Linked DNA regions of Homo sapiens: region 2 is linked to region 1. A link is a contact called in ENCODE Hi-C or POLR2A ChIA-PET data. All regions are on one chromosome and are shown on one strand. Each heading gives the region's core, a stretch centred on a gene start or an enhancer-like site at or near the end of the contact. The rest is flanking DNA. Distances are from core to core; before and after follow the strand shown. Region 1 overlaps LOC101927896 (a long non-coding RNA gene). Region 2 overlaps SH3BP4 (SH3 domain binding protein 4).

Region 1 (5,134 bases), core at 1,823-4,322:
CTATCTGGGGAGAGGGCGGAAAGAGAGGATAAGGCAGCAGAGGAGGAAGGGAGAATTTTGCTTCTATTTCATTCTTAAACAATTTAAAGTTTTGAGTCTGGTAAATCTGTCACTTAGTAAATAATTAAACAAGTAAATCTAATTTAAAATGATACATTTTCATTTTTATACTTTTTTTTTTTTTTTTTTGGGACAGAGTCTTGCTCTGTTGCCCAGGCTGGGGTGCAGTGGCACAATCTCGGTTCACTGCAAACTCAGCCTTCCCAGTTCAAGCGATTCTCCTGCCTCAGCCTCCCAAGTAGCTGGGATTACAGGTGTGCACCACCACACCCGGCTAATTTCTGTATTTTTAGTAGAGATGGTGTTTCACTATGTTAGCCAGGCTGGTCTCAAACTCCTGACCTCAGGTGATCTGCCCGCCTTGGTCTCCCAAAGTGCTGGGATTACAGGGGTGAGCCACCATGCCTGGCAGTCAGTTTCAATCTTTTTCAATCTTTTTTTTTTTTTTGAGATGAAATTTTGCTCTCATTGTCCAGGCTGGAATGCAATGGTGTGATCTCGGCTCACTGCAACCTCTACCTCCTGGGTTCAAGCAATTCTTCTGCCTCAGCCTCCTGAGTAGCTGGGATTACAGGCGCCCACCACCAGGCCCGGCTAATTTTTTTGTATTTTTAGTAGAGACGGGGTTTCACCATGTTGGCCAGGCTGGTCTTGAACTCCTGACCTCAGGTGATCTGCCTGCCTCGGCCTCCCAAAGTGCTAGGATTATAGGCATGAGCCACAGCATGGGGCCCAGTTTCAATCTTTTACCAATGAAAACCTGAACACAAAACAATAATTCTTAACCAATCATGATGAAACACAGTAACTTTTTTTTTTAATAAAAGGAAGAAGAAAGTGTTGAAAATTGACATCTATGTTTACATATCACAGCAACACAAAGTGCCAGCAAAAAAAAAAAAAGTGGAAAAATGAAAGTATCTTGGCCCCATGAGTTTTGCTCTGCTTCCCACTGTCATTTATTCAGTACATGTGTCACTAGATCCAGGACTTGCTCTAGAAGTTGGAGGAAGTCAATGGCACTGTGAGAAACGTGAATTACCAAGGGACTCTGTCATGTCCTTCGTTACTCATGTGACTTCCTTACATGAAAGGAAAATAGATCCTGGGGCCTCCAAATCACTCAGCTAAAGGGAAAAGTCAAGCTGGATCTGCTTAGGGCAAACCTGCCTCCCATTTATTCAAAGTCATCCCACTCTTCACTGAGATAAATGCATATCTGATGGCCTCCTTTGGAAAGGCTCATCAGAAACTCAGAAGAATGCAACCATTTGTCTCTTATCTACCTATGACCTGGAATTTCAGTATTAAACCAATGTTTATCTTGCATATATTGATTGATGTCTCATATCTCTGTAGAGACTACATGAAAATTTTGTTGTTGAAATAATTCGTTGTACTGAGCTTCAATTGAAATGCTTAAATACCTTGAAAACATTTCCATTTTTGCCTTTACTCAAATCAGGTGGTGGCTACTTTCTAATGAATGCAAATCCCAGTATGTGAAAAGTGTGGGTTAGGACAATAAAAGGGGAGGTGACACCATTTTAATGGTTTCTCAGAAGCTGTGCTCCGATGTCCTTGGGCACATGTCATCAGTACCTCCTGAGGTTATGTCACAGGTGCATGTCCTTAACTTTGGCAAAATAAACTTCCTAAATTAACTGAGATCTGTCTCAGATATTCAGGCTTCAGAGCTATGCCAGCTAACCCCTTATGCTGAAAACGAGGACTTAGAAGGAAAGGGCAAGAGAGCCAGACTTGCTTTTTCCTTTTTTTTTTTTTTTTTTAAGTCTTTCCTTATTCATCAATAAGCCAAAAGTAGAGGTTGTTAGTAGAAAATGTGTGCACCAAGAAGTGAAATAAAGACAGTTGAGTTCATGTGTTGTAGTGTTTCCAATGTTCTGCTAAGAATGAAATATATATGCATGTACAAGCCACAAAATACAAATTGTGTAATTTTGGTGATGCTGCATATGAGTTAAATGTACTTATGTTTGTATTTAAACGTGAAATTGCACAATATGAAGAGTAATGGTAAAATTCATGCTAATGATTTAAAATTGTATTCTTTCTTTACTCAAAACGACCTCAAGGAGCAAAGTAAAAACACCATAACAAATTGAGAGACTGTAGAAAAAGGGAAAAGCCTTATCTTTTACTACATTCCATGGCACGTTTCTCCTGCTTTTTGAATGAGAGCACTTACAGTTTCATTTTGCATTTGGCTGCAAAAACAGCGCAGCGCCCCCTGCAGGGAGCTGTATCACGGTGTTCTGATCAGCCTCTGGGGAAGTGGCCTCCTCTGGTCCAATCAGCTTGTGGACTGAGGATCACGTGATACAAAATATGGCCACCCCTGCATGAACCTGGAGCAACTGCCCTGGGTAGGTACCCGTACAAGGAAAGGCAATCCTTCAAGCAATAATCTTTTGGCAGTCTCCCTCACCTCTGTTCACCCCTGGGTATTTTTGGCATTGCTGTTTTTAATGATGGGGTGTGATGTTTCCTCAGCCTGTTAAACTTCATTGTGTTATTTTTTAACTGCTTCTGAGAAACTACTAAAATGCTGTTACCTCCCTTTTTATTGGCCTAAGCCACACTTTTCACATACTGGGCTTTTCATTCATTAGAAAGTAACCACTTATTTTGAGTAAAGGCAAAAATGGAAATGGTTTCAAGGTATTTAAGCATTTCAAGTGAAGCTCAGCACAGTGAATTATTTCAACAACAAAATTTCCATGCAGTCTCTTAGAAGAAAAATGTATCTTAACTAAATTTTAGGACTTCACATTTTGTTTTGTTTTGTCTTGGCTTATTTGTTATTTAAATGTGCGGATCTGTGAAATAACATCATTTCTTTTTAAAAGACAGCAGGTTCTAACTTTAGTACTTCCTGAGCAAAAAGAACTAAGGTTGCAGAAAGCTTCTCTTTCAGGCTGTCTTTCTGGCATTGCTGCAGGCAGTGCTGCCCTTGCTGGGAGGTCTCCACCATCCACATTAGCCTGCATGTCTCTGTCCCTTTGCTTCGTTTCCCACCTCTACCCACCTGCCCACCACACTCTCACACTTCCCCTGCCCAACCAGAATTGCCATCAGGGGCTATTGGTCCAATCCCAAATGCTAGTAACAGAACTGAAAAGCCCAAGTTTGAAGGGAATTTCTTCTTCCGTGAAGTCCCCTGGGAGAAAATTTTCTGGAAGACTCACCATCCCAGAGGCTACACAGCTCAGGACAACCCCTGTTCTTTTAAGGGAAAAGTGAAAGCCTGGACTTGTAGGTTTTCCCCACCAGTTTTCACATGGAGCTGATATCGGCATCTCTGCAAGGCCAGGAGGAGATTGAGTGACCTCTCTGGAACTCCGAAGTTTACTTTCCCTGCGTTTTCGTAACTTGTTCTCAGCTCTTTGAACTGCATCCAAGTGCCTAGTTCATGATGCCATAATTGCTCACCGGGTTCAAGGGCAGAGCTCTGGTTTCATATTGTAAAATTCAGTGCACCTGGGTACCACATAATAGCTGTGCTAAGACATGTGTGCATTACATCAGCTATGATTCATTCCTGTGATCTAGTTTAGACCACAATCTGATAACACAAACCAATTACTTAAACTGTTAGAAGATGCTTAACTGGAAAAAACATATCTTTAGTTTTCCTTCCAACTTTAGTCTAAACCATATATATATATGTTTTTATATATATATATATGTTCATATTCCATATATATGTATTCCAAATACTCTACATGAGTTTTAACAACAAAACTTGGGGGAATGGGATCTAAAATGTATTTCCCAGGTCTAGCTTGGATGGACTTCAGGGTCATTAACAAGCTGTGCCAAGCAGCATATGAAATCGGTGAGATAAGCTTTGATGCATATTAGCTGTGGGACCTTAAGCAAATGACTCATACTCTCTGAGCTAAAGTTTTCTTATCTGTGAAATAAGCATAGCAAGCCCTCCCCCTAAGGACTGTTGGGGTTAAATTAAATGGTAAAAGCTCCTTAGTCAGTACTCAATATAGGTTCAGTACAAATTGGTCTTTTTTCCTTTCCAATCATGGATACGTACCTGTTGGGCAAAGTAGGTTTCTCCTGGCCATGCCAGGGGACTTCTCACTGTGCTGCAGCCAAGGCTTGATTGAGATTGGCTCCTCTGGGTCTTTAGGGACATATCTTGATTGATATCAACCAATCACAGTTATCCTGTGTTAGGGCAACAAACTGCTACCCAAATCTGCAGCCTGGTGGCAGGGATTGAGTTAGGGGTGACCCAGGCAGTGCAAAGCTCAGCCATTTTTTTTTCTCCATTTGGACGTGAGCAAAGAAGCTGTGGCTCTGGTTACTGAAAAGGGTGAAACAAAGAATCTCCAACAGACAGGCGGGGGCTCTGTTTGAGCAAAGTCTCAACGGGACTCTTGTTTTATAGCACTATCTGCCATCCTCAAATACACCAGCTACCACTCTGGGCACCCATAAGAACAGAATGTCACTCATCTCTGGGTTTTCGATCCAGAGCTGCAAGTGGATGAGAATGGAGCTGAATCACATAGGACCCATTCGAGCACTTCCACCAGTTGAGCCTCTTCGAATGGATTTTAAGATCACCTCCTTCACACTAGCTGCATATGTGGAGCTTCCACTGTTAGACACAACACAATGGAATATGGCTGATATGGTTTAGCTCTGTGTCCCCACTGAAATCTCACCTCGAATTGTAACCCTCGAGTATTGAGGGAGGGACCTGTAATCCCCAGGAGTGGAGAGAGGGAAGTGATTGGATTATAGGGGTGGTTCCCCCATGCTGTTCTCCTGATAGTGAGTGAATTCTCATGAGATCTGATGTTTTTATAAATGATAGTTTTTCCTGCTCTCTTTCCCTGTCTCTCTCTCCACCCTTCTCCTGTCTCCTCTCTTCTCTGCCCTCCTCTCGCTCTCTCTCTCACCTCCTGCCATGTAAGATGTGCCTGCTTCCCCTTCTGCCACGATTGTAAGTTTCCTGAGGCCTCTTCAGTGGAACTGGCTGAAGAGGCTGAGGCAATTAAACCTCTTCTCTTTATAAGTTACCCAGTCT
Region 2 (5,134 bases), core at 1,785-4,284, 140 kb before region 1:
AGACTCCCGGCTCCCACCTGCCACTTAAGACCGCAAAGCTTCGGCACTGGAAGGATTTGTGCCCTCCAAACACTACTCACTGACTTACCATCTTCTTTAAAAAAAAATCAACTGTTATTAATACTTCTTTATCAATCAACCCGCTTTTTACAACTTGATAGATCTTTTCTAGTACACATTAACTCAAAGGAATGTTTTAAAGTGCATCTTAGGTGCCATTCTGAAAACCGCAGAGCTAGCCAGCCCCACACATACATCTTACAGATGAGAAAACTGAGGCCTCACTTTTATTGAAAGGGGCTTTCCCTGATGAAAATGCTGGATCTGAAGAGGCTGGAGAGGGGGAGGCGGCTTCTAGGGTTTAATACTGTTCCTGATTCTACCAACAGTTCTCATTAGTGACACACACATGCCATGTCTGAGGCTCAAGGAATTTCATACTGTGAGGACGTGAGTGGAGCCCTGAAGCCAAAGCAGCCATGAGGATGCCACAGTCGTTGCAAAAAGCCACAAGCAGAAAGCAAAGCCCACCCAGTGGATCTGCTGAAAAAGCGCCAACACACCCCAGGATGCCTGACCTGCCAACCCCATGCATGCAAACTGTGGATGGGCCCTCAGGGCGTCGCTTAGGAGAGATGACTTTGCAAGGTGTCACTCGTTAGTTTATTGTTTTAGCCTCTGCCTCTCAGCCAGACCTTCAGCCACAAAGAAAGGGAGCAACTGCAGTTTTAACCACCAGTTTATCAAGAATCTGGCCTCTAAGCAATGAGTACAATTTGTGAATGAATGAATGAATTTCCTTACTGAAGAGCTCACATGTCCATCAATTACTAATCGAGATATCTAGAGCAAAAAAGCAATGAAAAATCCATCCTTGACCAATATTTATTAAGAAAATGAGAGGGGACAGAATTCCTGTCCCTCCTCCCCTCCCACTGTCCCTCAATATACCCGTCTTTAGGAAATCAAAGACGTAGATAAAGTGCTTGGTGACATGGAGATGGGAGCAACCTAGTTCCTCACACAGAGCTTGAGGGCACCGAATCTCCAGAAACAGCTGTGCAGCCATTACAATTCTTCTTAGGCTATTTAATAGAATGGAAAATCCATACAACATAATATTTAAAAATTTAAATCCACAGATTGTATAATAAAATCTTCTACTTTGTTTTCAAAAAAATACCTTTTATAGAAAAAGAAGAGTAAATTCCACACTGAATGCTAACTTTATCTCTAGGTAGCAAGTGTATGGAGAGCTCTTTTCCTCTTCAAAATTTTCTTAATTTTCCTAAGATTTTTCTACAATCAAAAACGCTTTTTATAAAATGAATTTCCATTCTTCTCACCCCCCACCCCACCGCCCGAGATGGAGTCTCACTGTGTCACCCAGGCTGGAGTGCAGTGATGCGATCTCGGCTCACTGCAACCCCCACCACCCGGGTTCAGGCAATTTCCTGCCTCAGCCTCCCAAGTAGCTGGGATTACAGGTCTCCACCACCATGTCCAGTTATTTTTTTGTATTTTAAATACAGACAGGGTTTCACTATGTTGGCCAGGCTGGTCTTGAACTCCTGACCTCAGGTGATCCACCCGCCTCAGCCTCTCAAAGTGCTGAGAGTATAGGTGTGAGCCACCGTGCCCAGCCTGAATTCCCATTATTATTCTGAAATATGAGGCCTTGATTCCAGCAGGTCTTTGCAACTTTGTAAGGCCATGCTACGAGCAAGTGAAAAGGAGGCCAGCTGAGCTGATTCTGGACGCTCTCAGATACTTGACTGAGCACCTCTAATTGTGTACTAATCCTGGTGGATCTAACTCCAGGATTCCCAACTCCAGCTCTGTGATTTGGGGAAAGTCATTTTGCCGTTACATGAAAATAAAGGTACACCTATTTCTCCTGGCCTTATTACTCCACTAAGTAGGAGACATGGGCTACTGGCTAGAAAGATGTGAGGAGGGACAAGGTCAAGGAGTGGGGCCCAACCAGACCCATCAGGCCCCAACTGCAACTCTGCAGAGGGAGCACCACCCTGACCCTGCTCCTCCCAGCAAGACTGCCACATTTTTGCTAGTGTAAGTGGCACAGCAGTGATCATCTTTGTATCTAATCATACTCCATATTTTGGGTTATTTTCTTAGGACTGCTTTCAAGTAGAGTAGGAAGGGTTGCCAAAAGCAGTCCTGGAAGACTGTGACAATCCATCCTCTCAACAGCGGCGGGTGTCCAGTTCTCACCCCTAACTAGCAGGTCAAGAAAAGCCTTGCTTATCTGACAACGAGGGGATGGGCCGTCAATGTCTCGATTCACCCGCTTTCAACATTTCAATCCACCCTCCTTTGACCATTAGTCAGAAATAGTTCAAGTATCAACTACTACTTTTTTTTTTTGGAGACAGAGTCTCGCTCTGTCGCCCAGGCTGGAATGCAGTGGCACGATCTTGGCTCACTGCCGCCTCCACCTCCCTAGTAGCTGGGACCACAGGTGTGCGCCACCACACCTGGCTAATTTTTGTATTTTATTAGAGACGGGTTTTCACCATGTTGGCCAGGCTGGTCTCAAACCCCTGACCTCAAGTGATCTGCCCGCCTCGGCCTCCGAAACTGCTGGGATCACAAGTGTGAGCCACCACACCCGGCCAAGTAGCAACTACTTCTTATGTCCTACCTTGTGGATTATCATTTTGCACCTTCTGCTCAATTACATCCTAAAATCTCAGCAGGTCGGCTGCAAATATCTCCCCCACTCTGTGCTTGCTTGCACTAATCCATTTGGTAATTTGATAAAGTCTCAATTATTTAATCATATCAATCTTTCCTTTGTCATTTCCCCTTGATGCACAGAAAGGCCTCCCTTGATGACAAATTCAATAAACATTCACATCTATTTTCCTTTACTTAAAAATAAAAGGTTTGTGGACTGACATTAATGTACAAAGAATTTATTTTGCTTCTCGGGGAGGGATGTTACAAAATTAACTAGCAAACAGATGAGCAATTACTCCTGCATGAATTCCTGAACAATTTGTCCCCTTCTGACTCATGTGATGTCATCTTAATGCATTTTTAAATGTGTACAGACACTAGGGTCTGAATCGGGGCTGTTCTGTGTCATTAGTTTGCCTATATTTACCACAATATCAACCTTTATTTAACCATGATAGTTCTGCTGTGTTGGACTACATGGAAGGTCTGGCTTCTATGCACTATTCTATTTCAAAGTCCCATCAGTTATTTTTACCTTTTTTTTCTTCCAAATAAACTTTATTATTATCATTTTTTTTTTTTTTTTTGGAGACAAAGTCTCACTCTTTCACCCAGGCTAGAGCACAGTGGCATGATCTTGGCTCACTGCAACCTCTGCCTCCTAAGTTCAAGGGATTCTCCTGCCTCAGCCTCCTAACTGGGATTACAGGCATGTGCCACCATATCTGGCTAATATTTTTTGTATTTTTTTTTTTAGTAGAGACAGGGTTTCACCATGCTGGCCAGGCTGGTCTCAAACTCCTGACCTCAAGTGATCCACATGCCTCAGCCTCCCAAAATGCTGGGATTACAGGAGTGAGCCACTACACCCGGCCCTCTTCCAAATAAACTTTAGAATAATTTAATAAAATGTCTCCCACCATCTCATTTGTGCAAAAACATATTCCCACTGGGATTTCCTGGGTACTGCTTTACAAGAAGTGACATCTTTATACTATTCCATCTTTTCTTCCACAAATGTGGTTGGGTCCCCATTGATTTAGATATGAGTCCCAGAGCAGTGTAGGGCAGAGACGGCCAAACTTTTCCTGTAAAGGGACAGAGAGTAAATTAAGCTTTGTGGGGCCATATATTCTCTGTCACAAAGACTCAGCTCTGCCCTTGTGGTCCAAAAAAAGCTGTAGATGATACAAATAAATGAGTAGGATCATGTTCCAACAAAAATGTATTTATAAAAAATAGGAGGCAGACTACAGTTTGCCCCTCCCTGGTGTCAAGATTATGAGGGTGGGACACTCTGCCTAGAGTCTGGCTGATGGACTTGGGGCCTTGGCACTACCAATCACCAGCTGGGAGGCTCAGGACAAAAATCACTTGCCCTTGAAAGGACTCCTTAGCTGCAAAATGGAAACAATGAAAACACAATGAGATAATAGGTACACAAAAAGCACTTCTTCTAGGGTTGATGTTATAACTGTTGGGTAACACCAGCACTACCACCAACAACTACTAGCTGTAGTAGTAACAGCAGTAGTCGGAAGAGGACTCAAAATGTTTTCTTTGCAGAAAACATTTTTAATACATTATGATATTTTAAATTTGGGTTTGGATGTTGTCATCGCCATGAATGCCGTCTCCTTTTCCGATTATATTTTCAGGAGATTATTGCTGCAAAAGAGAAGTCACTTATTTTTTCTGCTCTTTTTTTTCCAGACAGGGTCTTGCTCTGTCACCCAGGCTAGAGTGCAGTGGTACAATTTCGGCTCACTGCAACCTCTGCTTCCTGGGTTCAAGCAATTCTCCTGCCCCTGTCTCCTGAGTAGATGGGATTACAGGCACGCGCCACCACGCCTGGCTAATTTTTGTATTTTTTGGCAGAGACAGGGTTTCACCATGCTGTCCAGGCTGATCCTGAACTCCTGACCTCAAGTGATCTGCTGCCTTGGCCTCCCAAAGTGCTGGGATTATAGGCATGAGTTACTGAACCTGGTCAAGAAGTCACTTATTTCTATATCTAGGCATTTTCAATTCAGTAACTAAAATCTTGTTTTAAAGACACCCATTCCTACAAACCTGCTTCAGGGCAAGCCAGAGTCTGCCCAGCTCAGTGGTGTCTGTTTCACTGCCTTTCCCGTTCTTTCTCTTATGTCGCAAAGAAGAATCTTCCTAGATTCGGTGGCTCTCCCTCGGGGGGTCCACAAGCTCCAGCTTGAGTTTCTTTCTCATAATCTGATCAATAATCAATTCAAATATCATTTACAAAAACATTTCCATATAGAACATGTAACTTGCTTTTGTCTCTTTTAAAGATTTTTTTTTTTTTTTTTTTTTTTAAGAATCTTTAGAGTATAGTTTGGGAACTCTGGCCTCAGATCTCTCATCTGGAAAAGGAGGAATGGAATGGACCACCTTCTAGATTGAGAAGGTAGCA

Evidence for each region. Hi-C counts contacts between places; a loop is a spot of excess contacts on that map. ChIA-PET counts read pairs that join two places held with the same protein, here RNA polymerase II (POLR2A). Pooled maps may share reads with other maps.
Region 2: a loop to region 1 is called in a pooled map, with 5 times the contacts of the local background. The contact joins two enhancer-like sites. A Hi-C loop is called at or near these places in 4 of 168 maps with a recorded cell type or tissue (MCF 10A, PC-3, PC-9 and 1 more) and 3 of 50 pooled maps. POLR2A ChIA-PET finds 5 or more read pairs at or near these places in 3 of 52 experiments (HEK293, MCF 10A and PC-3).

Annotation. Positions count from the first base shown.
Region 1 is chr2:234,879,074-234,884,207 of GRCh38, reverse strand. The region is part of intron 2 of LOC101927896 (a long non-coding RNA gene); the gene reads left to right. Among named protein-coding and RNA genes, the nearest start is that of SH3BP4, 70 kb to the left of the region's middle. Within about 2 kb of position 3,072, at least 10 of the 41 ENCODE cell types and tissues checked have a DNase peak (open chromatin) inside an H3K27ac peak, as active enhancers do; they include PC-9, where a contact is called at or near this core.
Region 2 is chr2:235,019,776-235,024,909 of GRCh38, reverse strand. The region is part of intron 2 of SH3BP4 (SH3 domain binding protein 4); the gene reads right to left. Among named protein-coding and RNA genes, the nearest start is that of SH3BP4, 70 kb to the right of the region's middle. Within about 2 kb of position 3,034, at least 5 of the 41 ENCODE cell types and tissues checked have a DNase peak (open chromatin) inside an H3K27ac peak, as active enhancers do; they include PC-9, where a contact is called at or near this core.